2 separate regions of the Mus musculus genome follow, and region 1 is linked to region 2. A link is a loop called in an ENCODE intact Hi-C map of the cell type or tissue named here. Cell type or tissue: heart. All regions are shown on one strand. Links, peaks and the distances in the headings refer to the core of each region. The heading gives the core; the rest is flanking DNA. Region 1 overlaps Gask1b (golgi associated kinase 1B). Region 2 has its middle 170 kb from the start of Gm36569.

Region 1 (16,190 bases), core at 3,560-11,559, 110 kb after region 2:
AGGCTTCTTGCCTATCTACCCCTTTCCAGTCTTGCCTATCCTGTTCCCTCACAGGCTTCTTGCCTATCTACCCCTTTCCAGTCTTGCCTGTCCTGTTCCCTCACAGGCTTCTTGCCTATCTACCCCTTTCCAGTCTTGCCTGTCCCGAATTCATTTTCCATATCATCTGAATGACCTTCTCACTGAAAATCTAACAAAAATTCAATTTCCTCAGCAAGGTATTCATAGCTTTTGGCCCTCTGAGCTCCTTGACACACATGTGTTTCATACGTTGCTATATCCAGGGCCCCATTTCTTTAGATGACCTCCTAGCCTCTGAATCTCTTTCCTTTCCATTGTCTGGTACTCAAGCCTTTCGTGTTTGTTTTGCTATTGGTGTTTTTAGGGCTTAAGTATTTTGCTACCTTTAGTGGGAAACCAGGTATGTCAAGTCTGCTTGTTCGTTTGTTTGCTTGCTTGTTTTTGTTTTTTTAATGAGATTGAAAAAGATTAGTAAATATAAATCAACAAGGAAGACAACTGATGAAATGAACAGAATTTATAGAACTCTGTGTCCCAACAGTTATATTTTATAAATGGCTTTTTGTCTCAAAGTTTTTTTGTTTTGTTTTGTTTTTTAATCTCAAAATTCTTTTTTTTTTTTTTTTTTTTTTTTTTTGGTTTTTATAGACAGGGTTTCTCTGTGTAGCCCTGGCTGTTCTGGAACTCACTCTGTAGACCAGGCTGGCCTCACACTCAGAAATCCTCCTGTCTCTGCCTCCCAAGTGCTGGGATTAAAGGCGTGCACCACCACTGCCCTGCTTCAAAATTATTTTGAGAGTTCTCTCACTTCTGTTTCTGCAGAGGCATGAGTTTAACAAATTGTCTCAACTTTATAAGAAGGAAGACAGTCTTCTGAAAAAGTACGTCATCCAACAAAGAAAGCTGGACTGAAGCCATGACTGTTATTCTGCTATGCGTGTCACAAAGTAAACTCAGCTACCTCTGACTTTCTTCCCTGCTAATATCAGAATGTTGCACAGAAAACCCTGTATTCTTAAAATCTGTATTTGTCTCTAAAAGAGTTATGTGTGTTCTTTCACTGTTTCAATTTTCTCCAATCCTCAGTACAAAGGCTCTACAATTTAACTGAGTAGATTTTGAGTTGTTGGATATATATTGTGGTCTAGTTGTTACTTTTAAGGCTTCCATCTGGTATTGCAGAAAACAACAGTATCACTTCAAAAAATATTTCCATAAAAAAAAAACAACAGTATCAAGTTAAGTATCACTTCTTATTCCTGAAAATAAACTTATCTCTAGTACTCTAAGGGGGGAAAAAAAAGACTTTCTTTCCAGCAAAGAGCTGATTTTCTGAATTTCAATCTGGCTTGGTTTTTGCCTCCCTTCTTGCTTTGAAGCACACTAACGAACCAGTCAACCAGCTCTGCACTAACCATTATGTCTACTTGCAAACTAGCAAATTCAATCTTTAACGTTATAACAACACAAAGTAAAATGAAGTGGAATGCTGTGATTTTAAGGGGGCTTTGGTCTCTTTTGTTCCGTGAACTTTGCCAGCTTTCACCCCACAGAAGCCCCACAGCCCTTTGTTCAAACTCACATCGAATGTAAAGAATGGCTTTACATTGTGATTTCCTTCCCAGGGGGATCCAAAGGCATCAAGAAAAATGCTCACCGAGGCTTGAAAGAGAAAGAAGTATTTACTTAACTTGTGGCATCATTTTAGGCTACTCTGCATCATGACAGATGGGACCCAGTATGCATAGGACAGTCCATGCTCTCTTTGTCTCTATGAATGAAGAAGCCCTGCAGCACATGCCTAACACTTATCCTTTTAAATATCAGCTTCTGGTAGGAGGGGACACCGAAGATCACCACTTCACACACCTGACTAGCACTACCCATGTAAGAGGCACCACAAATGTACTGTTGGCTCCCACGGGTGCCTATTAGTCAGTTTTACACATGCTGTGGTTTCTGCAGTTTATCTCATTACATGCCCAAGGTACAAACTCTCTCAAGGAAGCCACAGAGGCAAGGTGGCGAAATCTGAAGGTGGATGGAAGAAACTTGAGGAACCTAATTTTCACAAGCATAACTGGCAGAGTCAGACAGAACTGGATTTCAAATCAGTTCAGCTGACATCTACCTAATTGATCCTGCGTACATGCTCCTCTCACTTTTGTTTGGTGGGTAGGGTTAACATGAAGAATGGAGTTGGGAGTGATACGTACATTAGTTGCTTTAATTTACTCTTTCTATATTACATTTTTAAGGCATATTGCTTTGCACCCCAGGAGTATATGCAGGTTTAGGAGGTTTTTTTCTTTGTTTTTGTTTTCTTTAAGTAAATTTTGAAAAGAAAACAGGATTTTTGAAGAGTGTGGTACCATGTATGTTCTCATTACAGAACGAATCTGACTAGGACAGTTATTATTCTTAGGGGGGTGTTATTTTTAAGGGAGTATCTGCCCTGTGGTTTTTTTTCCATGCCACCACTCTCTATAGTTCACATGAAATCATTTCAATGTGCAAATGAGAAAATGTATAGCATAAAAGGTCCAGTACATTTTATTAGTGAAAAAGAGAAGAAGCACTAGAAGTTATATGAAGATGGGGTATCCAAACAGTGCAGAGAAGTTACTTCAATAAATGGAAACCATATTGAAGAGGCTTTTACTAAAAATAAATAAATAAATAAATAATATATAAATAAAAAAGATGAAACAAAGGTAGCAATTTTGCAAAGTACTTAGACATAGAACATAAGGATTCTGGCCACAGGGGAAGCTCTAGGGGCTGGTGCAGCTCACAGAGGACAGCCCTTGAACTTGGCTGTCCTCACATTAGTCTTCCTCTTCACAAACACCATCCATTTCATTCAGGGTAGAACATCTTGCCAAGTATGCTCTTTAAATATTGATTTTTAGAACATTTCCCTGATTTGAATCGTTCACTAGCAAGCCTGGCGGCCACCCAAATTCTTCCTTTCTGTAGTTGTTGTTGTGATTTATAGGGAGCTTTCCCTCCCTAAGAGCAAGTGGAAGAAGACCAGACAGTAGAATGGTGGAGAGCTCACCACTGCTGACAGGGAAGTTCCTTGGGGAGAGCAGGCATGAATATTTGGGTTGATCCAAGAGACCCATGTTGTGTACACAAGGACATCCAAACATTGATGTGTCCTTTCCTTGTAGGGACTTTTGAAGACTGGAAAACTAAAGGAAATCTGTGTGAACTTAGTCTTCATGATGTGTGCACCATCTAGAATGAATGCTACTAACTTCTGTTATTCCACAGATGCACTGGCATTAAGTTGAAGAAGATAAATGGCCAATGAGGAAAGCCCTAACTGTCTGCTTCCTGCTTTCTCAGGAGACCAAAAGCAATCCTGACACATAGCTGGCACTCAGTAAACATTGGTATTATGAATGAATGAATAAAGCACTAGAGAAATCGCATTAGCCACTGAAGTGAAGTCTTTCATCATCACAACCTGAGAGGCCCCTGTGTCAGAAGCCTTGACGTATGAGTTGCAACTCATGGTTTTGGCCTCCTCAACCTGAGTTCACAGCTCCAGCCAGAAATGAGTAAATAAGCTGTTTTATGATCAACCACAAAGAGAAATCAGCCTGTTCATTAATAGAAAGAAGAAAAAAAAAGATCTAATTCATTTGGATTTGGTGTGTGTGTGTGTGTGTGTGAGAGAGAGAGAGAGAGAGAGAGAGAGAGAGAGAGAGAGAGAGAGAGAGAGAGCATGAGCATGAGCATACATGTATGGTTGTGCAAGTCCATTCCCTACTGAGTCTTTCCTTCCTGAGTGTGTCCTCAGTGACCTTCTCTGGTTTACATAACTCTCTTTAAAGACTACTGATGCGACAGCTGAGGAAAATAGATCTAAACCCTGAAGCAGCTCCTTTTATACCATATTTCAAAAAATATATTGAAATTGTATCTCATAGCAATGTTTTTCTCATAAATTAGCACATTTCCTAAGAATTTTTAAATGACCCATACACACCTATGAAAAACTCTTGAAAACCACACCCATAATAGCTCTTACCTGGACACCCTCCTGCTTAAGTCTTGTAGAGCTTGCTAAATTCTACTCCACATCCCCCACCATCCCTTCCAGCAACATACCCAGTTCACTGGAACACAAGCCTATCACAAGGCAGCTTTTCTGAAAAAGACATTCAAGCCTGTCAATAAAACATGACAAGAAAATAAATATAGCATTTAGTGGAAGCTGGGGCAGGGGGAAAGACAGGTAATTTGGGGATATGGAAAGGGAGGAGAGCCCTCACTCCAGATTTGTACTGAAGCCAACTGAAAACCAAGCATTCCAGCACTAAAAATTAACATTTGCTGGCATAGATTTAATATTCCTCTAACATTTATAGATATTTTATATTACAGTATTAAACACCAGGCCTAAGTGCTGAATGTACTTGACCTTGGGTAGGGCCCCAGATCCTTCCTCAGGCATGATCTTAGGATCCCAAACAAGACGATTAATTTTGCTTACAATGAAGATATCCTATCTTCCTGCATGTCTAGATTTTTACGTTATTGATTAGAATTCTATCAGATGCCTCAGCAGCCACCTTGTGACCTTACGTGCATTCCTTGATAGCCCTTTAAGATAATAAACTTAACCCTACTAGAATCCTATATGTGACCATTGCAAACAGTCATGAGGTGATGCAGCTTTTCTTTGAGAAACCCAGGCTCATGATTGACAACATGTCTTACTTTCTCCAGAGTACCTCTGTCTCTTAGCCCTGGTATTGAATCTGATATCAACCAATCTACTAAACCTCACCTCTGTTTCATAAACTTCCCAATCTGGAAATTCTTTTCAGCACTGAAGCCACAAATCCCACTTTCGCTTGAATCAAAGTCCCTAAAGTTTAAAGGAACACCTCAGGTTGCTGAGAATGACAGTCCCTCTTGTGCCTATACCTACAAACATGGACAGAAACCACTAAAGTAAGTTGAGGGCAGACATTCAGTTGAAGGCAGTCCATCTAGCATCACTCTCTAAAATGGCTGCCTCGAAAATCAGGACCGAGAGCATCAGCCAATCATAGTAAACTGTAGCAGGAGGAAGACAAAAAAAATTCACATGCTTATTCTCCAATCAACATGGGTAAATTTCTTCCACAGTAAGTGAGGGTTGAAGAGACTGAACACAAGTCTTCCACTTGCTCCTCCAAAAGCCAGGATGGGAGGAGGTGGGGGTAGCAGGGATCTGGCTCTGCAGCCTGAGGGTTTAGTGTCCATAGTCTTCATCTGTCCCTCCATCCTTCCGTACCTAGCTCTCTTGCCATCCTCACTGTCCCTATCATCTCTTCTTTATCCATCTGTTTCAGCTCAGCAGAAGATGTTGCAGATTATTATTGGTTTAGTTTTCAACTCTGAAATCTTTTTTTTCTTATCATGATGACAAAAATATTCTGATATTCTGATTGGCCCATTTAAATAAGTAGTGTAATTTTTCGCCGCCCCCCCCCCCACACACACACACAGAAAAAAACCAACAAACAAAAAAAACCCCTGACTTTCCTGGTAAGTTGCATGGCTATCAACTACAACAAGGAAGTCAGGATACAGTGGGTTGGGGTGCTCAGTTCCCTCAACACTGTTATCAGGATGCAGTATGGAGTGGCTTACTTTGACTCAACACCTGAAACTTTCACCATGTGCTATACTTAGCCATTCAACAGAGAGTTGTAATTTGCAGGCTATGGACCCAAGGTGTGGAATGGCAAACTCCTTCCAGATTTTTGTGTTTTACTCGGGCATAGAGATGAAAATATCTGAGTGCTTGGGTGTAAAACCTTTCTATGATAGATGTATACCCGAAGAAATCCCCTGTGTTTTAAGTCACTGAGATTTAATGGTATTCTGCTATTGCAGAACTCCTTTGTCTACTTAGTGCTATGGTTTGTTCCTTTGTCTACTTATCAATGTGGTTTGGATAAGACTCTGCCAAAGCTCAAAGTGTCAAATGCTCAACACCCACCCCCAGGAATGCTACAGGGAAGGGTGGAACCTGATGGGAGGTCTCGAGGTTATTGGTACTGTACCCTTAAAGAGAAATGTGAGACCCTCATTCCATTCTCTTCCTTCTTGCTTCCAGACTCATGAATTAGCTTGCCTTACTGTACATTCTTTTTTATGATGTTCCATCCTCATTAGAGACCTAAAGTTAAAGGAACATTGAAGTTATAGTGGAGCTGCAGAACCATCAGCCAAAATAAACCTTTAGCCCTTATAAGTTAGTTGCCTCAAGCATTTCATAATAGTACTGAAAGCTGACTAATGTGTCTGCCCCAACCTAGGCTCCATGCTTCCCCCATTTACCATTACTACTCTTTCTGCAGGACCCACTTGGCAGCTGACTGTGTCCTGGCTCAGCAGTTCCTCTCTAGGGTGATTGTCTCATTCTTTTCCTCACAATACAATACTTTCTTCTTCTTTGACCCTCTATCAGGGTAGTTTTTGAAATGCTGCTGAGGCTACGATTGAGTTTCTTTGACAGAAACGTTCTCAGGGAATACAGGTTCTACGTCCCGGAGCAGGGGATAAGCACTCTTACCAGCAGCCACAGCCATTCCCAAGGTCCTAGTGTTCGCTTTGCCGTGGGCTCCCAGGTTGATTCCTCACCTAGAATCTTCCAGAGCCTCCAATGTGTCTCTCGCCTGAATGGCAAATGATTGGTTTTCTGAAGCCTTCTCGTCTCTCTGAATTTTCCCCAATGTCATACAGGGTGGTAATAGATTCTGATGCATGGAATTTCACAGACAAATATATTCATAAGCTAACTGTGAGGAGAGCACAGTTATGGTTTTGTCTTTCATAAAAGACTTAATGTCTAAGCGGTGGCTCTCAGCTGGGCAGGAGGGGTGTGTGTCTCCTGAGTGATATTTTACTTCTCTCCTGATGAGAGTGGTGATCTTGGTTGTCAGGGAAACTGCTTGTGACAGCTAATCTTGGTTGATAACGTGACATACCTGAGGAGAGAGGACCTCAATACTGTCACCTCCATCAGACTGGCTCTGTAGCCAATTCTGGGAGGCATTGTCTTTATTGATAACTGATATAGGAGGGCCTAATCCAGCACTGCCAACACCTGGCTGAGTGTGAAGCTGGAAACAAGCAGCTAAGGAGCTTTCCTCTTCCGTTCCTGCCTTCAGGCTCCTGCCTGAGTTCCTTCCTTCATTCCCTTCAGTGATGGACAGTTACCTGGAAGTGTAAGCCAGGTAAACCCTTTTCTCTTCGGTCACAGCAACAGAAAACAAACTGAAACACAGCTAAACTACACTGCACTTACCAGCTGCCATCGCAAGGGCCTTTGGGATTAAAATGTCTCCAGTGGAGAAAACCCACACTACAGTGTAGGTTTAACTAGGAAGTTCTGACTTTAATTAGAGACTTGCTACTCCTGGTCCTGCCATGCCACTCTTATTAAAAATGTCCCTCTCACTGGAGACAATGGTTTTGGTATCCCTATAAAACAGGAAGTGACACAAGAGATTAAGGCAGGAACTATCACAATACTTAGCAAACAATTAGTATTGTCACATTAGCAGCTGTCTTACATTTTAACTGTCATGTTAAAATGATTAAAAGTGATTAATGGATGAAACTTTAAGTATCCCTTTCCTCTCTAAAATTATCTGAGACTCATAAACCTGATCATAAGGATATTTTCTCCAATTTAAAGAGAATGTTTAGATTTTTTGTTGTTGCTACAAATTAAAAAAATACACAAAGACAAACTATGTTGATCTCAAAATCTAATACGCCTGATTAAGAAACAAGTGTTTTATTCTTTTTAATGGAAGCTGAGCCAATAATATATGACACTTTATAAAGCAAGTAATGAATGCCTATTGTCTTGGAGCTAAAGAAATAGTTGACAGACCTACAAATCCACTGCTTTCAGTCTGACTTATAAACCCATTGCTGTCTCAGAGACCCATCTTGCCTGCTAAACTAGAGTGGGAGCCAGCTATTCTGCAACATGGAATGAGAGCCAAGACCGGACCAAGAGCCTGGCTTCAGTTTTTAGCTCAGTATCACAAAAACCTTAGAAAGTACTGACAAGGACTGTTAAGAAATATAGATTGCATTTTTTAAGAAAGACAATGCATGAGGATTCTTTAATGCATACATAATTATTTCCGTTTTTTTTTTATTCAAAGTAAGTGCATTTTAGAGGGATGAGGGGAAAGGGCTACCCAATCTTTCCATGACGAATAGAAATGTGGGGTTGATGATGCCCATGCACTGCTGACAGGGAAGAGTCTCTGAGATTCATTCACTCAGCATGCACATTTTTAGGCTCTGCAACAGACTGCCAGCAACTCTGAGTCAGGCCTTTCTTACAGCAGAAGCCCATCCCAGGGGACTAAAGAGCTTAAAAAGTAGGGAAGATGCCATATTCTGACAGAAGACAGCTGTGTGTCAAATGGAAAGGGGCAAAGGTGACAGGAAGGAGGCATCCAGTGCTTTTGAGAGTCACAGACACAGGTCACATGGCCTTAAAACTTTTTCCAATGTTAAGGAAATAACTCCACTGGCAAAAGCTCATAAATTTGTTTAGAAAATTGTTAAATTAAATGTGGGACCATTACTAATGTGTAGTAAACTATTGAGTAATAGTCAAGTTGCTTATCTTAATATCACATATTAGCTTATTTTTCTCCTACTCCAAAACAGACCATAGTTTTTTGGTTGTTTTTAAATAAGAGCAAATAAATCCGATAACGGAGTTTTAATAAATAAAAGTATTAAGTAAATGCAACTGACATGCTACAATTATGTTAGTAGATTGGGAACTCATAACATTGACTAAAAATTTCAGAACTATTAACAATAAATGATTCATCAGTTTACATTTGTGAATAAAAAGTTTGTAAACTATTTCCTCTAACGTTCAGTTTCCAATTTTGTATGCAAGTAATTACTCTATTAAGTGGTGATCTTTCTTATTTATGTAATATGATTTATTACCCTCTTGATTTTGCTGGAAAGGAAGCACTTTAACTCTCAGAGACTGTCGGCCCAAGCAGGAAGAGCTTCGAATTCATAAGTGGGTACCTATTGGTCTGAGAGCCTACTGACGTTGTGGACACAACTATTGAACAGACGAGTTTCAACAGCTTCTACAGGCAATCCAGAGCTCAAGACTGTTTGATGCTATTGTTATAACACAGAACACAAGTGAATGAAGTTTGACTAGGTGTGTTCTTGAGGTATTTTAGTTTTACTTGAGGTGTGAGTTTACTAAGTTGTGTTATATAACACTGGACATAGAGATACATAAAGGACATAACAAATTGGATCTGTCTCGCAGCTGCCAGATGGGATGGGATAATCATTGTGAACAGCAATAGTTAATAATGGAAGACAGACTCAAACTCGCTAAAAGGACAAAGCCCCTTTAAACATTTCAGGTTCAAAATTTAGTTCTAATTTTGGATAATTTTCGATAAAACTTGTCTTCTAAACTTAGTTGATAAAGATAGAACTTAAAGTTTAACCATGGGTCTTGATTAAGGATTAGTACAATGAATGCTTGCTTATTAATTTCAACATTTGCATTGCTTAGTACAGAAGGTAAGATGGTAGATGGCCAAATAACTATACCAAGAAATTATCAAAACTTTCTATTTATTTCTGTCCCTGAAAGTTCACAAAGTTGAAATCATTACCACACATGTAATGATTACCACACATGCCCATGTGAAATCTTTAGGGTCCATAAGTTGAGATGCTTTATTATATATTTATTATATGTATATATGGTTATATAGTAAATATATTTTTATATATTCAATACATATTTAATAATTGCATTTACTGTTGTTTTGACTCTCTAACTTTCTATATCAGAAAACTGAGGAAACTAAATCAACCATCTGCCTAAATTGGAGAAAATTAAGTCACGGTTTTTCATTAAATGTTTATTTCCAGGGTGGGAGTTAGATAAATAATAAATCCATGAAACCATTCAGTTATAAAATTATATTATTATATCCTAAGAGTTTGACTAAGTGAACTTTTCAAAATTAAAATAATAACTTTCAAACATATAAAAGTATACAGCAGTAGTTAGAAGTTTATTAAAGCAAAATTTTCCAAAAGATAAAAGTGATTCTTAGGAAAAATAGATGATTGTGAAGTATTTTATCATAACAATAAATGCAGCATCACTACAGTGGTAGGTCCATTTTAAAATATTTCTAAAGCTAAACATTTAAAAGCCATATTATAAAATATTTGGAATAGATATAAAAGGGTCCAACATGGTAATAAATTTTAACCATTACATTCATTTTTTGAACCAGGAAAAACTTGTATTTCTATGAAACATGAGTCTACAACATAATCTCTTCCCTAAAATTTTGCTCAATAGTCATTCTGTAGAAAATCAGGCCCAACATTGTAAGAACATGCCAAAGTCACAGTAAACTATTTCTGATTTCAGATAAGTGTTCTAACAAGTCCAAAAAAAAAAAATCTCTCATAAAGTGAAAGTTCTTGCTTTCTGAGTTCTGTTTTGGTTTTCATTTGTTTTTGAGACAGGGTCTGACTGTAGTCCAGGCTGACCCAAACTTAAAGTCAGTCTGACTCAACTCTTGCATGCTGGAATTCAAGTACACACCATCAGTGTCTCTAACACACATCAGTGCAGAAGAGTCAGTCTGGTAAATAGCACCCAAGGTGCTTGCTGTGTTCTCCAGTGAGACTCCAACTGCTTGGGCTCCAACTCAAAGCATCACGGTGCCACAGTCTACTGAATACCCTGGACTCCCCCAGCCTGGTTCTTGGCTATATTACTTATTATTATTATTATTATTATTATTATTATTATTATTATTATTATTATTATTACTATTACTACTATTACTATTATTTTACAAAAGAGAGAAGGGGGAAGGAGGGAGAGAGAAAAAAAGAGAGACAGAAGTATCAAATTCATATATATATGATTTCAACATGTTTTTCAGACTAGTACATTAAATGTGACTTAAATAGTCTGCATTCAAATAAACATTAGGATTTCATAAGACAACATGAAAATAACTTTCTATCTAAATAATTTATTCGTTACATATAATGTAATGCATATTTAAAGGTACAGTAGAATAAACACATTATTACTCAAGTCCATAGATAAAATTGTTTTAAGAATAAGTCTAGGATGTTGTACACTATGATACACTTCCTAAGTACTTAACAACCTGATTAAAGAGGAGTAAGAGGAAGGAGAGCTCAAGCTACTGTAAGGCTCGCAGCAACCATGGAAAGCTAACTAAAAATTAAATCTCCTCCTAAGAGGAATGAAATCTGCTAGCTAATTATTTTGCCAACCCTATAGTACGATGCTATATGTACACGGAGAGAAAGCATAGTGATCATGAATTATGACATCAAATTCGTGCACACATGCCTGCACACACGACCCAGGCAGGCATCTTGACTTCTAAATTGCCTCTTTTTTTCCACTGGTGAAGTAACAAACAAACATCCTTTTGAAGTTCATTGTTTATTCCGTTTTCCAGTTTAAACAGAATATTTGGTCATAAAAACAAAGACTAAAGTCTGTCTAAAGCAGAGACAGACTGGAGTGGACTGTTCCAAAGGGGAGGGGCACTGTATTCTCTTTTGAAAACTAACTCGTGTATCAGAAAAAATTACACGAATTTAATTTGTAGCATTTAATGACAGGGTCTGAGACACATGTGTGTTTTCACATCAGCTAACAGGAAGCAGGTCACACCAGAATAAGCCCTTATCTTCTATTTACATCTGTTAGAGCAAATAAGCCATGTAATGGGATATTCTATACCAAATCACAGTAGGTTTTCTTTAGCACATCGGAAATACAAAAACACTCTCATCGTTTCAATAAAAGAAAAATGTTGCTTGTTAGAAATCAGAGTTTGGCCTGAAGTTATTAGTCAAAACTAATGCACCATCAATTACTCACTGTTTGCAAAACAAAATAAATCATTTTAAAAATGAATGTAAAGGCTGGGGAGATGCCCAGCTGTTGAGAGCATGCACTGCTCTTCCAGAGGACCTTAGTTGAGTTCCAAGACCCCAAGTCAGGTAGCTCACAATTGCTTCAGAGGTTCCGATGCCCTTCTTCTGGCTTCCATGAGTACTGCATACACATGTGTGTGTATACCTATGTATACACACAAATAAACAGTAAAAATAAATCTTTAAAACAAAAGTTATAAAAATAAGCAATGTCCTCGAACCTTTTGCTTAGAATTAAGCATGTTGAAATAACTAGGCAAAAACCCATCTGGGTCAGACCCATCTTGGGGAGGCCAGCTTGCTCAGAAGCATCCTAACTGAGAGCATAAAAGCAAGATTTTTAAAAAGCCAGAATGCCTGTAATTAATATCACAATGTGAATTAAAATGGTAAATTCTGCAAAAACAAAAAAGTATTAAGATAAATGTGTAGGTCGTCTTGATAAGGCATGAGACAACTTGGCAGAAATCTTTTAATTCAAGGTCAAGTGGGGGTGTAAAAGTGCTCACAAAGATAATTAAGATGATTTGTGAGACAAAACTCATAGAGAGCAGCCATTGTGGGGACTCACCAGAGCCCACAGTCATACTCAGGTCACACTGGAGAGAACTGCAGAGAACGCGACAAAGTTCACCACGCCAAGGGAAAGGAAACATATAGGATGGAAGATGCAGTCCTTGGTCATGAGCCTTGGAAAGCAGAAACAAGAGGCATCAGTGGGTGCCTCTTCCCTTCGTCTGTCTTCTCTTATACCTAACACTTAGACTTACTAGTTTGACAAGTTGGTGTATTTGTATCAATTATAATCTACACAGGTATTTTTTCCTATGATGTAGCCTATATTGGTATGTTTTTAAAAGTTCACATCAATATCAAATTATTTTTCATCAGAAGACGGAAGATGTGTGCATTAAGAACAAAACTGAAAACAAGGAGATGAGAAGTATGATAAAAATGTGTAACTTTTTATTTTAGTTTTTTTAAGTTTCCAAAAGAAGAAAAAGTCAGTAAATCAGTTTTTATGAAGGGAGAGGCACATTTCAGACAGGTTATCACTAACACCAGACTGACATCAGACTTGCAAACCGTCCACGGCTTCCTGGGTGCTAGGATTTCAGGTCTGTATCACTACACCTGGCTAATCAATGACCTTGCAAATAAGCGGTAGTAGAGCTGAAAGCAAGAGAGACAGAATTTGCTCTAGATTCAAAGGTTCCGTATAAGAAGGATAAGTGATGGCCTGGCAAATTCTCTCAGGACAGAAAGACTCAGAGCATGAACTTTGTGTGCCTTAGTTCCTCCAAGCCCACGAAAGGTTTGGTAGAGGGATTTGGGGGAGAATTAGTTGAGACTTAATTTTGCCTAATTAGTTGCCATATGCTCTCTATCCATGTTCTTTGTGAGAAGATGCAGTCATGAGTGTTGGCTTTCATTAGGACTTCTTGTATTGAGCTGATCTACATAATATATTTAATATCTGAACTTATCGTCAATACCTAGATAATATCAGTTAAATCAGATGAAACCTAATTGCACCAAGGAAGTCCTCTATGATTAAAAAAAAATACTTCAGCCAGGCAGTGGTGGCGCATGCCTTTAAACCCAGCACTTGGGAGGCAGAGGCAGGCGGATTTCTGAGTTCAAGGTCAGCCTGGTCTACAGAGTGAGTTCTAGGACAGCCAAGGCTATACAGAGAAACCCTGACTCGAAAAACAAAAAACAAAAACAAAAACAAAAAAGAAAACTTCAGAAATTACAGTATATCCTTTATAAAATGACAAATTGTTACATATTCATTAAAAGTGGGCTGGGGTTATGGGCTTAGTCATACAGTGTCTCTCTAACATGACAGAGACCCAGCTTGATCCTGAGTACTACGGGGCATGGTGTCATATACTGTCTGTTATCCCAACACTTGGGTGGCAAAGCATCAGAAGACCAAGGTCATCCTCTGATGCGTAAGGAGTTCAAAGCCAGCCTGGACTATGTGAAACCTTAACTTTTTTTTAAGCCAATCAACCAATAAGAATATTAAGGGATTCTACAAGTAAATTTTCAAACAGGTAGCAACATGCCTCATAACTTTTTAGTTTTCTAACCACAAGATATAAATTGGATCAAAATTGAGACAGCAAATCGAATACATCAATTGTCATATATGGAAATGTCTATGCTGTCAATAAATTTCTTAAAAAGGGAAGGATAGGAGAATTTTGTTGTTCAGAGGTAGCTGATTATCTTAGACTCTAGAAAATATACTGGTCGTTTGTAACGAATCTACTTCCATGTCTACTTAGAAGGTGTTTCAAGACTGTTGTACTTGCAGATCAGACGCCTCAATTTCGTGATGTAGAATTGCCTCTGGATAGTGTTGGAAAAGCTGTTGCAACCATCAGCAATGAGAGAATGCCGATCAACTCATTTCTAGCAGCTGGTCAGGTCAGTCAAATGGCATGGGAATGATTTATTAGAAGAGCCAGTGTCTCTGGTTTATATTGTTCCGTCAAATGATATGAAAATGGTTTAAACATCAGTAGGAATAATCATTTGGGTCATTACACAATGACAATGCTGAGACAAACATACCAGAGTCTTAGGAAAATATATTAACAGGCATTCTGCAAGCAATATGTTATTCTGAAACTTCTTGAATCTGCATACCTCTAAACTCTACAAACTTTTTAAACTCAGTTCATGATATAAACTGCGTCAGTTTCACGTATTCAACTATGCTGCCTCGTTTCTAGAAACACTTAAGGTTGATATCTTTTATTTAAGAAAAACCAAATGTGACACATGTATAGCCCTCAAGGCAGAAAGCCATTTGTCATTCATTCATAGGTAATACTCTAGCCCCGTGTGCGTTGATGTAGGTGATAAGGATTCTGGCTCTCCGCTCTATCACGTCGATAAGCTTCTCGATGCCTTGCCTGCCTCCTTGACTTTCCCAATAAACCTGATCAAGGAACAGAGACTGAAGGAGCTTCTGTCTTAAGTGTTGGCTCTTCAAAACAGAAACTGCAGATTCAGGAAACCTGAAACGAGAACACAACATTTCATTCTTAGAAATTGCTCAGAAATATTATTTCTCCTTCCAGTTGCTCTGCCTTCCTTAATCTCATAAGTCACACTATCAAATGAGACCTAGAAAACCAAAATGTTTTTGTCACTGACAAGCAGACACTTCTCATGAAAATAAAATACACGAAAAAATGTATTTCAAATGAACCGAATTATCTAGTCCATTCAGAACGTGACATCCTAATTTCTTACTTAAAGGTCATTAAAGATTGGCAAATAGAGGCATAGAATTAAGATCACATTAGGTCTGAAGATGTATTTCCCATCATCTTAAGCTACAGAAAGCCTTTTGTCTGCTCTCATCAGTAACAAGGTGAAGTTTGATGAAAGAAAATCGAGAGAAGCAAAACGTGTGTGGTTTCAGCGAAGTGTCCTCCCTGAACAGCAGTTATGGTTTAAAGTTCAATGACTACAGACTTTTGATAGAACAAAAGAAAAATTATTTAAGAAGAAAATTCAATTCGAGGAAGAATCCCCTCTGATTGAGATTATACTTTTGGAACTTGAGAGATTGTCTGTGCTTTGCTTTGTGTTTGGTTTTGGTGTTATTTGGGGATTTCTTTTTAGTTTTTAATTATTTCTTTTATGTTTGACATTATAATATAATTACATCATTCCTCACTGCTCTTTGCTCCCTCCAAACCCTCCCATATACCTCTCCTTGATATCTTTCTGACTTGTGGCCTCTTTTTGTATTATTTGTTATTGCATGAATATATACTCTTAAATATATATTTATATATCTACTGTTCTATATACTGATCTATATATTGTTACTTATATGTATGCTTTTAGGGCTGGCAATTTAATATTGGATAGCCACTTGGTGTGTTCTTCCCTGGATAAGACTTTTTCTAGCTCTCAGCATTTTTTAGTTGCCTGTAATTCTTGGTGTAGAATTGAGGCCTCATGGATTCATCTACAAAACAACTCCCACATCTGGGGCTTAGGAAACACTGAAGAGGAGAGAGGTGTGTTGTAAGGCCCAGAGGACCAGGGAGTTTGCACCCATGTCTTGCCAACACGGCATGAGCTAAGTAAGGACA
Region 2 (16,190 bases), core at 4,246-12,245:
AACTCATAAATATGTGGAATTATTTTCAAGTACAAAAATATTACAATGTTTAAACCAACAGTGAATATGCAGTTTAAAATAAGTCAATATAAAGTATGAATCTAAGAATTTTTTTATAAATAGCATAAAGCAAGTAGGACTACTATGATGAGAAACATGAAAGAACATGCTGTAAGAACTCAAAATTGACAGCAGTGGTGTAGCCTCCCTGTGTATGTAAAATCTGACCTTTGAATCCTTAAGAGACTAAGGAACTCTTCCTAGAATGAGAGCAGCATTCACACCCTACATTCAAAAAGCTTTCTCTGAAGGAACTTTGCCTTCCATAAAGCAAAGAGTTTGATTCATTTGCAATAGTGTGCTGAAAAGCCTAGTGAGGAAGACCCTATCTCCAACCTCAAGACTCTAAAAGCTGGTGCAAGAGGACCATGGTTCAAGGTCAGCCTGGGCTACAGAGGGAAATCCTATCCCCCATTTAACAGAAAATGGCAATAATACAAACACGATCAGCTCCTGATGGTGGGTCACTGAGAATCTGGCATGCAGGCTGATCAGCTTGGGTTTGCTAGCTTGCTTGCATGCTTGCTTGTGTTTGTGCTGCTGAGAATTAAACTCAGAAATAGACTGTAGGCAAATGCTCGACCGCAGAACTATACCAGCAGCCTTTAATGTCTCAGTAAACTCGTGGACTAGTCCTGCTTTTGATAAGGGATATGAAGAAAATTCCACTAAGCAGCTCTGTGAGCCCTGCACAAACATGCTCCATCATATTATTACTGCTGCTCCATTTCTTTGACCTTTAACCACCAGCCAGACAATTCCCTGGTTCTTCATCCACAGTGAATACCTGACATAGAATTGAGGCCCAATCTTTTGTTTCCTATAAAATCGAGGTAAGGCTTGCCTACACACACATTCTCAGAAACCAGAGCTCAATTTCCAAACTCTGGCTAGCCAGTGGAATTTCATGTTGAGTCTTGCCTCTTTCAAAATGGATACACAGACTTTTTTGTCTCCCAAAGAAGAATCTAGAGAACCCTCAGTATAAGTCCTGGGCATAGTCGGTGTGGGAATAATATGCCGGGATCATGGCTTTCAGGGAACTTTAGAAACCAGCAGAGAAATGTGAAAAAGAGCTACAGATGTTACATTGAAAGAAATAGGGCATAAAACTGACACAAATCATCTCTATTCAACTGCATGACTGCAAAGGGAGTCCTCGTAGTAGCTGAAAAGCATGAGTAAGGTTAAATGAATGTGAAGAATAGGTTATTCTAAGAATGAGAAGACATATGCTTTCCATAGACGATGAGTTAAGCCATTTGTATGAGAGATGCATTCACAGAGAAGCAGGATAAGAGGTTAGACTGAAATCTGAGTGAATGGTAAATGAGCCATGAATTTCTTCTCTTGGAAATATCTGGAAGTTTTGTCGGGAAAGTGATCTAATTCGAATTACATTCTAGAGTGTCTCTATGTGTGGCAATTAACAGGTCATGTTAGTTGAGTGAATGAACCAAAGAGAAGGAAACTGGTTATTCAGATCCTACTTTGACCATTCCAGCATCCAATGGTTAAAGTGTGACCCAAGGCTTTAATAGAAATGGGGGGAAAGAGGAGGAAGTAATTTTTTCTGAGTTGTATGGATTGGCGTTTTGCTTCTTACAATTCCATAAATATCTAACACATAAACTTTAAGTGCTTATAGTTTTAAAAGGAAAGTCAAATAAAGGAATGAAAAACTGAGAAGCAGAGAAGTATTGGAAGATGTGGAGCATAAAATAAAGGTCAAAGGGAGAGAGAAGATGGCACCTGTAAGCAGAACAGAGTAAAGAAGTAGAGTGATCCCCACAAACTAGAGCATCGTGTGGTTTACACCACAGACATGGGAAACAGCCAGCGTCAGACTGAACTTTCTGTGAGAAGCATGCCAATGTTTCCATTCCCTCAGATACTAGACTGATCTTGTCTACACTCAGCAGATGAGTGTGGTACATTCTCTTTCCAGGCCTAGAAGCCACACAGAGCAAACAAATGTAAAGGCGGGACCCACACTGAAATCAGGGAAATTTTGGGAAGGACTACACAGAGAATGGGAATCCCATTCCAGAGTTTCCCTCACTTTTCCATATCACTGGCATTCATTTCTTTCCTCAAAAATAGATGAGGAAAGAACTGGGCTTCTGTCTAGTTTACCTATAAGAAAGACGGCTAACACTCACTGATAAGTGGATATTAGCCCAGAAACTTAGAATACCCAAGATACAATTTGCAAAACACATGAAACTCAAGAAGGAAGACCAAAGTGTGGATACTTCATACCTCCTTAGAATGGGGAACAAAATACCCATAGAAGGAGTTACAGAGACAAAGTTTGGAGCTGAGATAGAAGGAAGGACCATGCAAAGACTGCCCCATCTGGGGATCCATACCATAATCAACCACCAAACGCAGACACTATTGCATATGCCAGCAAGATTTTGCTGACAGGACCCTAATATAGCTGTCTCTTATGAGGCTATGCCAGTGCCTGGCAAATACAGAAGTGGATGCTCACAGTCATCTATTGGATGGAACACAGGGTCCTCAATGGAGGAGCTAGAGAAAGTACCTAAGGAGCTGAAGGGGTTAACCCTATAGGAGAAACAGCAATATGAACTAACCAGTACCCCCTGAGCTCATATTTCTAGCTGCATAGGTAGCAGAAGATGGCCTAGTTGGCCATCACTGGGAGGAGAGGTCCTTGGTCTTGCAAAGATCATATGCCCCAGTACAGGGGAATGCCAGGGCCAAGAAGTAGGAGTGGGTGGGTTGGGGAGCAGGGTGGGGGGTGGGAGTATAAGGGACTTTGGGGATAGCATTTGAAATATAAATGAAGAAAATATCTAATAAAAAATTGTTTAAATAAAAAAAGAATGACCACTAACCATCAAGCTTTGAACGTACACACAATGTTTCTAAACAGCATCTTAGAACTCATTCTTAAATAACCAATAGGAGGAAAGGATGGTGAAAGCTATGACACTACTAAGAGATGAGAAGCCAAATAAAAATAAGTCATGAAGAACAGGATCAATGCAGGACAGCAGGAGCAGTGAGTTCACACAGTTTCTGTGATCAGAAACCTTCAAGAGATGCAAAGTAAATTGTGCCCACATATCCTGCACTCAGGGAGCTGAGAGAGTCAGTTCATGAGTTCATGGCTAGCCAAGGCTACATAAGTCTGAGACCGAGTAGTCTGAGCTATAGAACAAGACTTTAGCTATCCAGTTCAAAAGAGAGAGACAGAAAGACAGAGAGACAGAAACTGAGAGGCAAAAGCAGAAAGAGAATCATACAATTTTAATACTAACAATTGAATATGATGAATATTATGTTTAAGTGGACAAGGATTTTAGTTTATAAGCTCTTGGAAATTAACAGCATAGAAGAAGAAAAATAGGAAATTGAAGGCTGAGGGTAAAAGATGAGATATCTCAGAGATTAAGAGAGGCTCACAGTGCATATTGTTCTTGCAGAGAACTCCAGTTGGGTTCCTGACTTTGAACAGCTCACAATGTCCTATAACTCCAGACCCAGGTGATCTAAAACACATACTTTATAAATAAAGTTTATCTCATTTAAGTGAATTAATAAGCAAAATAGAAACAAATGATAGTTTCAGGAGGAAGGATGAAATTCAGGAGAGGGGCAGACGAGTCATCAGGTACATATGGAAGCTATGAAAGAGGACATACGTTAGCCCTTTTCCCAGTTTTATCTGTCAAGTTTTTATTTCAAAAATTATTTGTGAAATTACAAAGTCCCAGATGAAACTCATGACTTCAAAATGGCTGTTTGAACTGTCTAGAAATATAAGTTGCATAGACTTTGGGTCTGATCGAGTACTTATTTTGTGGCTTTGTTAATTCAGCTGTGTGATGTTTCTGATAGCAAGTTCTTTACAGTAAAGTGTTTATATTTTTTCTAAAAGGGGGGGGGGGGAGTAACCCTCCCAAAATGTCTAATCTAAAGACAAAGTGGAAAATAGGTAACAAGACATGTGAATGTAGAAGTTTGTTCTTAGAGTTCCAACAGTCAAATAAGAGAGCACTGTGGGACCATGCAAAAAAACAGATAAATGGAGGCAAACATAGCCAGATTGAAAAGATTAGCAAGTCACCGCTGTAACTAAAAAGGTACTTAACAATGCTATAAATGTCCAGGGGCCTGTGATAGAGAGCATAGCACAAAACCAGAGTGGTATCAGATACCTAAACATCAGTATTGAACCAGACAAACACGCAATGATGCCTTCAGTGTTCAGCAAAGACCTATGCCTGCTCCAGAACTGTAAATGCAGACAGACGGCTGCGGTGAGAAGACGCAATGTTCATTTTCTCATACAGAGGGAACAAGGAAAGAGGCCACTCACAGTGACGACCCGTGGAGTATACATGGAAGCTATGAAAGAGGGTGTGATCAGAAAGATTGCCTGGGCCAGGGCTGTGCTGACAGACACCAGGAAGAGCGTCTCTGAGACTAACAAGAAACTGACTAATCACCCAAGGGGAGCAATGCTTAGAGGTGGAGTCCTCTGCTCTCCAGGTGTTTGTGAGTGAAGCAAAGCTAAAGGCACAGGAACTTGATTAGGAAAACCAAACACAACTAGCACTTTCTAAGGAAGCCTACAGTGACTCAGAGAGAACCACAGAGAACGTGTGACCACAGCAAGCTCCTGTGGGCCAGTGAGTGACCGTCAGGTAAATACAACTGAGTGTGTTTTTAACCCAAACTGGAATAATGAAAGCGCTGAGTACCCAATCACCAAATATTAAATTAATAACATTAAGGACAAGAAAAAGATGACAAGAGGAAAAGATTATTACTTTACAGAAACAAATTCCTGTGGCCCAAGGAAGGAAGCAAAGAACGATTCTCTAAAGTGGGAAATGATGGGACAAAGTGCATGCTGGTGTTCCAGATGCAGGGATGCGAACGAAACTCAGAAGACATGTTTTGGAAAATCTTGGAGCACTTCTTAAGCACAGAAAGAAAGAAATGCGGGGAAAGTCTGCTATTTTTGCTTATAAGTCTTACAGACATCCTTGACATTTTAAAACATGGTTATAAATAGCCTTGATTAAAACGGTTTTAAAAAGAAAAGAGAGGTTATTACAAAGCAAAACATATAGCCAAGGACAAAATGGCCATTTTGGGTTTGGGGGGGTTGCTTTGGGGTGTTAGTTTGCTTGTGACCAGAGTCTCACAGTGTAGCCCTGGCTGTTATGCAACTCTGTAGATCAGGCGAGCTTGTAATGCAAGGAGACTATCCTGCCTCTGCCTCCCAAGGGTTGGAACTAAAGACATATGCCACTGTGATCAGCAGAATGACCAAGTCATTTTATTGACTTCATGATTGAATGCTGTGGTGAATGAAGAAACCTCAGCAGCAATCACATTGGAGAGACAGCAGAATTTTATGGGGGGGGGGGCATGGAACTGGTGTGCTAGAAACCCCACTGTCCAGGCCAGTGGGCAGAGGGCATGGTTTCTAAGCCTTATTCCATGAAGCCTGAAATACGGTAAGATTGCACTGGCTAATCTATGGCTCTACCTCTTAGCTTACTACACAGGCGTTTGAGTGCTTTGATCTCCCTCAGTGATAAGGAACTTTACAATTGTATTGATTTTGACAATAGACCAGGAAGCCACTGGAAATTCAGACCCAAGGGGAGCTGAAGAAGCAAGAAGAGCTGGAGGGAGAACCTGTAAAATGGGGCACATAGAGAGAACGCCTCTGAAGCAAAGACAGATGGTTGGAGAGATGGGCCAAAACTCTAGGAAATGCCCATTTTGGGAGGAAAGTCTAATGCTGGTTGCATGTGTTTCAAAAAGGAATGTGTGATGACTGCCAATTTTTCATGCATTATCTTTGTATACATGAATTCAGGGATAGCCCATGTCCCTAAACTGTCAGGCCCATGCACATAAATCACCAGAAAAATGTGATAGCAGGCACAATAAAACAACATGAAACTCTGAAGAATTCCATGTATGCATGCCTCCGCATTCACTAATGTACCATAAGTGCTGTGTCCTAGACCTTCCCATTCAGAACAATCAAGGAGGAATTTTATTTCTCACCTTTAGGAAAGTTCCAGGGATTGAAATCTTACCTTGGACCATGAATTTTCATGATAGGGTGGTGGCTGTCCAGCCGAGCACTCCATGTCTATAAGCCCAAGCTGCAATCCCAAGCAAAGCTAAGTGAAAATCACACTCCTGAGTCTGTCCAAACGCACTCTCTGTCACAAAAGCACACACTGTTCTGTTCCATTGATTTCTCGTGTACTGATTCATCAGTCATGGACACTCATTTACCAGAGGTAAGAAACCCTTTCCTAAATTGTACTCTTCTTCCCTTCTTTATGCTCCCCACTGTGGTTCATATGGACTATACTTATAGCTTATACTTGGAAGGCCTATCTACCATGCATCTGAGAGTGCTGTGCTACTGTATAATCTGTAAGGGTTTTTTTTTTCTATTTTTACCATCAAAATATGATACTGTTTTAAAGGCACTATTAATAAAAATAAATGAACCATGGGATAAGGGAAAAGATTTATAGAACCAGAAGTAGCAATATCAGCATTTTTCTATTTGTTATAGAAACACTGAAGCACATTGTCCTATGAACACACACAAACACACAGCGATGGGCATGGAGGTATATCCACAGACATATAGGCATATTTTATAAGAATTTCTCAACTTGACTTTGTGTGATGAATTCCTAATTTCTGATGCCATTTATTTTGAAATTTTTAACAACTATGTAAGAATAATCACAGTTTAGCTTGTTTTTAATTATTTTCTTTAGTAATAGTTAGACTCAATATGGTATAACTGAGCTTAAAGATATGGGAAAACTGTGACTACATTAAGTGTCTTATTTATTCTATCCCTGAAATACTATTCCAGATTATACCCCCATGACTCTTTCAATAACTTGAAATCATGTTTCTCTTTTTGACAATTTCATTGGTTCTGTTGAATGATTCTAAATTTCACACCTGGAGACAGTGGGATTAAGTAAAGCTAATGTTTTATATCTCTGCTTCAAGTCTGCAAATATTGATTTTTTTGTAATTATTTAATTTGGATAATGATTTAATTAATTACATATTACATAGGCTTGAACTGGGGAAGCCAGTCACTAGAGGGCAGCAAACCTCAGAGAAAAGACATGAATTCAAATGCTGATTCTTAATTCAAGGTAATAAAAAATACATCGCATGACCTAGAGAGGGCAAAGCACCTATGCTTTCCCAAGTGTCTCTGTATGTCATAAAGTCTCGGCTCTTGCAAAAACCTGAAGGAGAAACTTTTATCTTCTTTGAAAAAACTGTTAGTACAATTTAATTATCAATGAACAGTGAGCATCTTAAGTTATTCTTTAAATAGAACATCTATATAACAACACTTATGCTAGCTCAGCATGTTTAAGAGAGCATTGTGAAGTAGGTCACTGAGATTCTGTGGGATTTCTGCCTCTTTGGAGGGAGCAGATGTTCCTTATATCATCCTGAGAGTGGGAAAGACAGGAAGGAAGGGAGAAAAGGAAGGAAGGAAGGAAGGAAGGAAGGAAGGAAGGAAGGAAGGAAGGAAGGAAGGAACTACTTTTTAATCTCTAAAAATTTGAAGTTAATTTTTGAGTCTAAAAAACATGCAAATATTCGTAAAGAAAAAATTGTCTGTAGTGTATAATTTCAGTGACTGTCACTACTAATAGAAATTATTTTCAAATTTATTTATTGTTTCTAAGATAAACTAATAAGAGAATTTAAACATAGATCCCCTTTCCCTTTCAAACTGTTTCTGCTCACGTAACGCTATAATCATCATAACATTGATTAGTTAGAGTGCCCATCCTTTTCATATCGTTAGAGTAAGGTGAAGAAGTTGTATAGACTTTATTTATAAAAAAAAATACCCCTTCCTTTCCTTTGCAATTTAGAAATCCTTGTAAAAATGTGTTGGCAATTTAATTAGCATTTTATCAATATTTGTACTAGGGTGTTTCAAGACCCACGAAAACATGAATTTTTATGAGTTAATGTGAAAATAAAATCTACAAAGAAACAGCGTTACCATCTTCAGTCAAATGAAGTAGAGTGCTTTTCAACGACTTCTTTCTAATCCTGACCTTGGTTGTGTGACTTTGACTTTGCTTATTGCCGACTAAGTATCTTGGCAAAGTTCATTTTCTTGGATTGTAAAAAAAAGGGAGAAACAAAGAAGTCTTATCAAACAAGTATATGACTTTGAACTTTAAAATACCTGGTCCACTGGGAAATTGAAAAATATGAGAATTTTAGAATAAAGATTTTTTTCAATGTGATTGCAAGGTCCTCATTCATTTGCATAAGGGGAAAAATATATTCTTGAGAGTCTTCTCACTGAGAACATAAATTAGAATCCATGGACATGTGCAAAATGCACAAAATCCCACTTTGTTACTCCTGTAAGACTTTTGTACTTTAACCTAAGTGCTAATGACCCCCAAATCTATTTCCCAGTCCATATCCCCAACCCCCTCCATAACCAATTAGCTAACATTTCTACCAAGGTCCAGATTCTTGGAAGGATTTAAGGTCAAAGTATTCCAAGCTGAACTCATGGCTTTCTCATCTAAACCCACTCTCCATCCTGCATGCTTCCATTTTCCTAAGATGAACAATCAAAATCGTCCTTGCAACCACAGAGCCTTGGTGTTTCTACACTTAAGTAGTTTGAACCTTTTCTCTCATTTCTGATTAAATTGCCTATAGCCACTCCATTGGCCATCTATTTCCCCCAAAATGTTGTCTATATGATGAGAAAGTTGATTGTAGTACTGGTATTTCATGCCGTTGCTTTCTAAGCACAGTGAGTGCCCATTCAACTTCAGAAGTTCAGGTATCCACATGCTATGCAAGATTGCTCTTACTTCACCCAAAGAATGACCTTGATAAATATTTGCTAAGCCAAGAAGAATCTGATCAGTGAGCATTCCTGTGGTTAGGCAGGGTGTGAAGACAAGAAGTAGGGCTGTTCTGTATCAAAGCACATAAACTAAAAAATGTATCCACAGACATTTGTCAGTTTAATATATCTCTTTGTTTTAGCGAGAGATTGGAAAGAAGGCACGGTAAGCAATGCCCCTGGCACAGACTGATGAGGCAAAACATGAATCAAATATTTTCCAGAAGCAGCGTAGAAAGAGTGGAACCCAACTGAAGATTGTACCTTACCCCAGCAGCACAGCCCAAAGACACAGATCTATGCCTTTCTTCTCACATTTTTCTTTCAAACAACATTCAGCTTTAGGAAAGAAAAATCAAAACCTAAATCCTTGAGACTTTATAAACAGTGAATAGTCCTGGGCAGGCATTTCCTCTGAAGCAGGGAAAAAAAAAAGAAAAGAAATCCAGAGGCCTTTCATCTTCTATTTGTGCTGGACAAACTGTCAGAATCCGGAAAGGGCTTTCGTTTGTTCATTCAGACCTTCATGTGCCTGAGTGCCCAGAGTGAACATTCGCACGCAGAGCTAAAATGCTCACCAGGAAAAACAAGACAAAACAAAACAAAATACCGAACAGAAAAACTGGTGTTGACACACCGAGACAGCATGAGCATGGAAGAGACCTGGCAACCAGGAGAGCTGAGACCAATCAAGAATAGTGGCGAGCAGTGTGTGTACTTATGCTTGGTAATGGAACAGTAGGAGCTGGAGCGTCCTGGATTTTCAGGGGTTTGTCTGTCTGTCTGTCTTTCTGTCTGTCTGTTTGCTTGCTTGTTTTCTGACTTGATTGATTTACATTTGTTGCCAAGCAGTCATAATGTTAGACTAAGCTTCAGTTGGAAGTCTACGAAGGACTTTCTGTTGTGTTATACATTTCAAATATTTCCTCTGCCAACTGTTTTTCCTTTTAGTTTGATCTCCTAATACTTATGTGTCTGTTTGCTCTAAGATACATCCAGAAAATTAGTGCTCAAGATGAAAATAACATAATGCTAAAGTGAATCAATGTAGCAATCCCTATACTCAATGTAAAAAATCCCTATACTCAATGTAAAGTAAATGTGTAATAAAGTATTGGACTTGCATTCCATGCTAGACAGACATATACAGTTGGTTTTAAAAGAATCAACATAAGTGAAAATAAGTAATGCTGTTTAATGCTAGTGCCGGACATCATAAGCAGTGGGTCATCATATTGAAAGTCACTGCTAAAATCTGGAGTTCATTCCTATGCTATGCATTACTTTCTCCTACATATAGATTATCCAGTCTACACAATGGCAAATGAGCTAGACATTTGATTACAGTCATTTCCTTTATAAATGAAATTGCCCTTTCTTCTATTGAAAATGGTGACAGCTTTCACTTTTCTTCCTCAACTAGTACCTACATAAAGAGTTTTAAATTGACTGAGATTCTATATGTTATTAATTTTTTGAATCTTCCTCAATAAAACTCACTATTAAAGAGCTCAGTATGGCACTGGCTGATTTTTTTGTCAATGTGACACAGGCAAGAAACATGGAGGAGAGGGAGGCTCAGCGGAGAAAATGCTATAATATTGGGCTGTAGGGAGGCATGAAGGGACTTCTCTTAACTAGTGATTGATGGGGGAGACCCAGCTCACCATGGGTGAGAACACCCCTTGGCTTGATGATCCTGGGTCCCGTAAGAAAACACACTGAGCAAGCCAGTAAGCAGCACCCCTCTATGGCCTCTGCATCAGCTCCTGCCTCCGGGTCTACTACCTGCTTGAGTTCCTGTCCTGACTTCTTCAATGATGAACAGTGATAAGGGAATGCAAGTCAAATAAGCCCTTTCCTCCCCAAGTTGAATTTTGCCCTGGTGTTTCATCACAGCGATAGCAACCCTATGATGGGTACTCTCAGTTGACAACCTTGAATCTATTTGGAATGAGCTACAATCCAGAAATAGAAGATGCACCTGTGATATACATCTTGAGGCAGGACAACAGCGTGTCTTTGACCTGTATCTTGAAGCTAGAAGACACAGAATTTTGATCCAGATCTTGAGGAGGAATGACACATACCTTTAATACAGATTTTGAGGCACGCCTTTATTCTGGAACATACCTTCTGCTGGAAGCCTATATGAGGACATTAGAAGAAGGAAGGTTTCATCTGTTCTTCATCTGCTTGCCTTCACTTTGCCAGACATCCATTCTTTCACTGGCATTGGAGCCTACTTCTTTGGGATTCCAGCTTATACAGAAGGCCAGCTGAGACACCCAACCTCATGGGACCAAACAATTGCTAGATTCTTGGACTTTCTATTCACAGTGGGTCATTGTTGAATTAGTTAGACTGAAGCCAGAAAGTCATTCCAATAGATTCCCTTTACACACACACATACACAGAGAGAGGGAGGGAGGGAGGGAGGGAGGGAGGGAGGGAGGGAGGGAGGGAGGGAGGGAGGGAGAGTGAGAGCCATAATTTCTGTGACTCTAACAAACCCTAACTAAGACACTGAGAATCATGTTAGGTGATTCTAGGAAAGACAACATATTTTTTGGTCTGGATCATAAGTTGTCAGGAAGCAGGGCTGCCCCTCTGCTTATCTTGATGAAAGTCCACAGGTACAAAGACCAAGGCACTTCTGTTTACCAGGAGAGGAGAATGCTTGATATTTTATTTATATTTTATCCATGTTCAAACATGAATGCAATTGGGCTGTTTCTGTCTTGATTTCATTTGGTCATGGGCTGGTCATGTATTGATAGTCTGTGAAACCATTCATAATAGTAAGAAAAACACAAGGCATAGCATTAAGTGACAAGTCAGCTCATGTTAGCAGTCTAGTTGATGGGACCAGCCAGGCCCCTGGTACAGGTGCTTTTGTATGTCTCAGTGTTTCACTTAGGTTGAAATGCAAATAAGGTGACCCAGGAACATGAATGCATGATGCTTGTGAGGTCAGTATCTCTGAGAGAGAGATGGTCAGAAGAAAGCATAATCTGCAGTTGGGCTGGGACTTACCACCTGTTCTGTTTGTACAAAAGGAGTTACTGGATAATGGGAGCATTGCCATTCAGGACAGAGCACATCACCTGCTTCAACACAGGCTGTAACCAGATAGTCCTTGACCCTCATCTAGGTTCCAGATAATAGCATCCAGGCAAGACCTCCTCCTGTTTGTTTGTTAAGGAAAGCTACAAAGAAGCTGCACCTTACAAAACTGATAAACTGATTAGAACTTCATTGATTATGGACAGGATAGAATGTTGCAAGTTAAAGACCTTACAATTTACCCCGGGTCATCTATCTTCAGCCCCAATGATAGCCACTCCTTGTCTACTTCTATATCTGACTTTACATTCTTGTGACTATCAGGTGAAACCTTTTGGAATGCACTAACAATCCTCAAGCAATTCAAAAGCTAAGGATATCTGCAGATAGTATCTGAGGCCTAAGCCGAGATCCCTAATCAATGACATCTTGATTTATAACTTTATTATGCTACCATACAAATGTCATAAAACCAGTGCCACACTGGAATGTGTAATATGCAGTGATCTAAATCTATGTTCCAAGGTCATGGTCACTCTACTTGGCACCAAAAGCAAGAGCCTCTTACCCTTTTGAAATAAAAGATTTGTTTCTTGAGTCAACAGCTTACGAAGTCATATGAAAATGATTTCTAAGCTTCATTATTGCTTTGTGAATTTCTCTAATAGTATGTAGAATAACAGACAGCATTTGCTGCAGTTGGATCTTCCTGTGGTAAAGAGCAAAGACTGGTGTCTTTTATTTTTGCCTTAAATTCTGGCTCTTTATCTGGTCATTTATATGCTAGAAACAATAGGGTTCCTGGTTTTCACTAGAATCAATGCTGAATCTTGCACCAGTGTGAAAACACTAAGACTCTTTCTCAGAAACTTCTGAAAATCATGCTACCCTTCGGAAGTTATGGGCAATCTTTTGTAGCTTAGAGAATGTAGCTGTGAGAAGAGGAGAGGACTCAAGGCCAGCTGCTGGGGAGAGCGGAGGGGGAGGGGACGGGAGATAGGAGGAAGGCTAATCAGGGCCTTCTGAGCTGCAGTTAGATAGCAGCAACCCCTGGGGATGTGACTCAGCCTCAGCAGTAGATAGCATGCTGACCACATGAACACAAGGACAGTATTCCATCCTAGACAAGTAACTTCCTCCCCCAGGGGAAAAAAAAGGAAAGAAAGAATAAAAAGTTCTAGTGTGGCATGTATCTATGCATAACACTCATTAACATATGGTTGACTTTTCCAAGCTAGAAATGAGATTTTGAATGTTATCATCATATAGAAATGGTAAATATTTGGAAAGATGTGTGTAACCTGACTTAAACATGCAATGTATACTTAAATTGAAGTATCAAAGTATACTACAGTAATACATATAGTTTCTATCTTTTTATGTGTTCATTAAAAACTAACTCTTAAATTTTTAAGAAAGTAAAATAATGGGGAAGAGACATGAGAGTGGCTTTAAAAGTCCCTGTGGGATTATAGAGAACAAACAATCAGGCGTCTGGGATGTTCACCAAACCTCAAGAAGGAAACTTTCTAAGGAGAACAAACCAAAAAGCAAAACAAAACAAACAAAAAACCATGCTGCTGAAATTTAATTTACTCATCATAGAGTTACCAGAATTTCTCAGGAAATTTACAAATTGGTTCTTAAGTCTATACAGAAATAACAAAATGTTATTTTGTTATTCATCGACATCTGGAAAAATCTTAAATAGAATAATACATAGTATTAGAATAACCATAAGAAAATAGTCACACACACAAAAAAAAAAACCCACAGGAAACATTAGCAAAGCTGCAAGTGTTTTCTATAACTGGGAAGCAAACACAGTGTTCAGTGTACAGCGTTGAACTTCTGAGGAAGCAAGCATTCTGAAACACTGCCAGGATGCCAAGGTTGGTGCTGGCTGAATGACGCTGGAGAATTGGACAGCATGAGATAGCATAGCAACGTGACCCTCACTTGCCTCTAGAATCCTCTAGTAGTCAATGTACTTGTGCTGAATTGATGCCAGTGTCACACCCATGAATGTCGTGATCTGTGGCATTCTTAAATAGAATAGCCAAGCCTCAAACATGTAATCACAGTAACACATGTGTGCACAGAGGGAGAGAGAGAGAGAGAGAGAGAGAGAGAGAGAGAGAGAGAGAGAGAGAGAGAGAGAGAGAGAACTCTTTGCAAAATTAATTACAGCCTGCCTTAGACTCTGATGGGGTGAAAGTCAAATGAAGATATGCCAAGAAAGGAGGGGGGTGGCACACTGGTTATATACTTGGATTGAAGATCTGTGTCACTTCTAACAACAGTTGCCATGATGTTAAAAGATAAATTGACCCAGAAGGATAATAGGTAGGACAAGAAAGATGAAAGGTAGGAGAGAACTTTGAGTAAGAAGAGAACACATCGTAGAACCACAGCCCTGGGTATCTGTGGTCCAGTAGTAGGATAAGATTCAGGAAGTTTCCTGGACAGGAATGAGGATGCACTGTAATCCAGCACTCAGGAGGCTAAGACAGAGGGCCAGGAGACTGAAGTGGGCCATATCGTGGATCTTCATTTAAAATATAAGAGGGAAGAGGGTTCACTCATAATAATCTTTAAAATGTAATAGCATCACATTTCATCTTTATAATCGTAAGAGTGGTTATATTTTGTAAAAACCTCATAACTTTCCATGGTAACTTTTTACTCTTGTTTGAATCCTAAACATAATATTTTGTTATGAAAATGTGAAACCTTTTCCTTGTGCATTTGTAATGTCATCTGCTTTCATTTAGAATTTTATGAAGAAATAACTTTTTCAATGTGTATGTTTTTGCTCCTATCATACTATTTTTTAGAATTTCCCACAAAATCTGTGGTTTCATGGAGACTTTCAAATGCACAAGCGGTGTAGCCTTCTCCTATTTTGGTGGTGGAAGGGAGGTGGTGACATGATCTCATCCTGAAGCTCTGGGTGACTGCACTGTGCTGGTCAACTCGGCTAACCTCAAAGCAGAAATCTCGTGCCTCTGCCTTCTGTGTGTTCCGACATTTAATCCCTTACCCACATCTTACTGCATTTCTTTTATCTCTTTTAAAGGTATTTTATTGCATGACTATAGTTTCTCAAGTTTAATTTCCCTTTCTTTTCCCTAAAGCATGATCACATTCTTTCTGCAGTCTACTAAATTTTTTTACATATATTTTTAATTTTCGAGGTTTTTTGAATGTCTTCTAGAACATTCTGAATTGAAGTTATATATAGTTCAGCTTGCCTATATTTAGCTATCGATTCCCATTAGCTTTGAACTAGTTTTACTCATTTATAATGTAAGCTTTTGCTCTTTTCTTCTGGTGTATAATTATAATTTGATTGTTATTTTGTCTTAAAAACTCATTTAGATGGGAGCTTGGACGCTTTGTGTTTTGATCCTTTTCTCTACATGATCTACTTTCTTATTGTGTATTGCATAGCAACAGAGTTTTATTTACATGGGTGCATTGGACCGATCTATGATTTGTGACATGTCAGTAGACCTAGACAGAATGCTAAATGAAATATGCCAGGCACAGAAAGAAATACTGCAGACTTTTCTTTACATGTGGGATCTGAAATAAATGGTCTAAGCAAAGCAATGAGTAGAGAGCTGGTTTCTAGTAGCTGGGAAAAGACAGGAAAGACTGGCCAAAGGATATGAAATTTCAGTTGGATAGGCAGAATAGAGTAAGAGTGACTATAGTTAATAATGTTTTGCACTCTTGAAATTTTCTGAGTACATTTAAAGTGTTTTCAGCAATTAAAAATATATACAAAGTAAGACGTGTACTATGTAATTGATTAAGACATTCCATAACATATACATATTTTAAAGTATTATAGTATACAACTGTATACACAATTTTATCTTGTCAGCTAAAACCCAGAATAAAACAAAAGGCCTAAACTGGAACTCTGATATAAAGGAAAACTTGAGAGTCATTGTAAATTCTCTAATGTCCTTGGCTTTGGGGCCCTCAGTAAGGACACATCTGCAGACAGCGGCCCCTACAGGTCTCTCTCCAGTTGTGTGTCTGCAGACAGTGGGCCCCTGCAGGTCTCTCTCCAGTTGTGTGTCTGGAGACAGCAGGCCCCTGCAGG

The links. Hi-C counts contacts between places; a loop is a spot of excess contacts. Peaks named below come from ENCODE experiments on the same cell type or tissue, not always from the same donor. Only the 100,000 strongest peaks of a DNase experiment are listed, where the experiment ranks them.
Region 1: it touches region 2 in a loop (2.9-fold over the local background); 4 of 42 quality-filtered maps call a loop at or near these places.

The regions. Positions count from the first base shown.
Region 1 is chr3:79,940,203-79,956,392 of GRCm38, reverse strand. It overlaps Gask1b (golgi associated kinase 1B), which reads right to left. Exons shown (of 4, transcript NM_133187.3): 4 at 10,115-15,098. The coding sequence ends at 14,891. Among named protein-coding and RNA genes, the nearest start is that of Gm36569, 61 kb to the right of the region's middle. In heart, for the core only: no CTCF peak of the experiment used is centred there; a DNase peak (open chromatin) is centred at 8,392; H3K27ac peaks cover 1,178 bases.
Region 2 is chr3:80,049,976-80,066,165 of GRCm38, reverse strand. No RefSeq gene overlaps it. Among named protein-coding and RNA genes, the nearest start is that of Gm36569, 170 kb to the right of the region's middle. In heart, for the core only: no CTCF peak of the experiment used is centred there; no DNase peak of the experiment used is centred there; H3K27ac peaks cover 2,971 bases.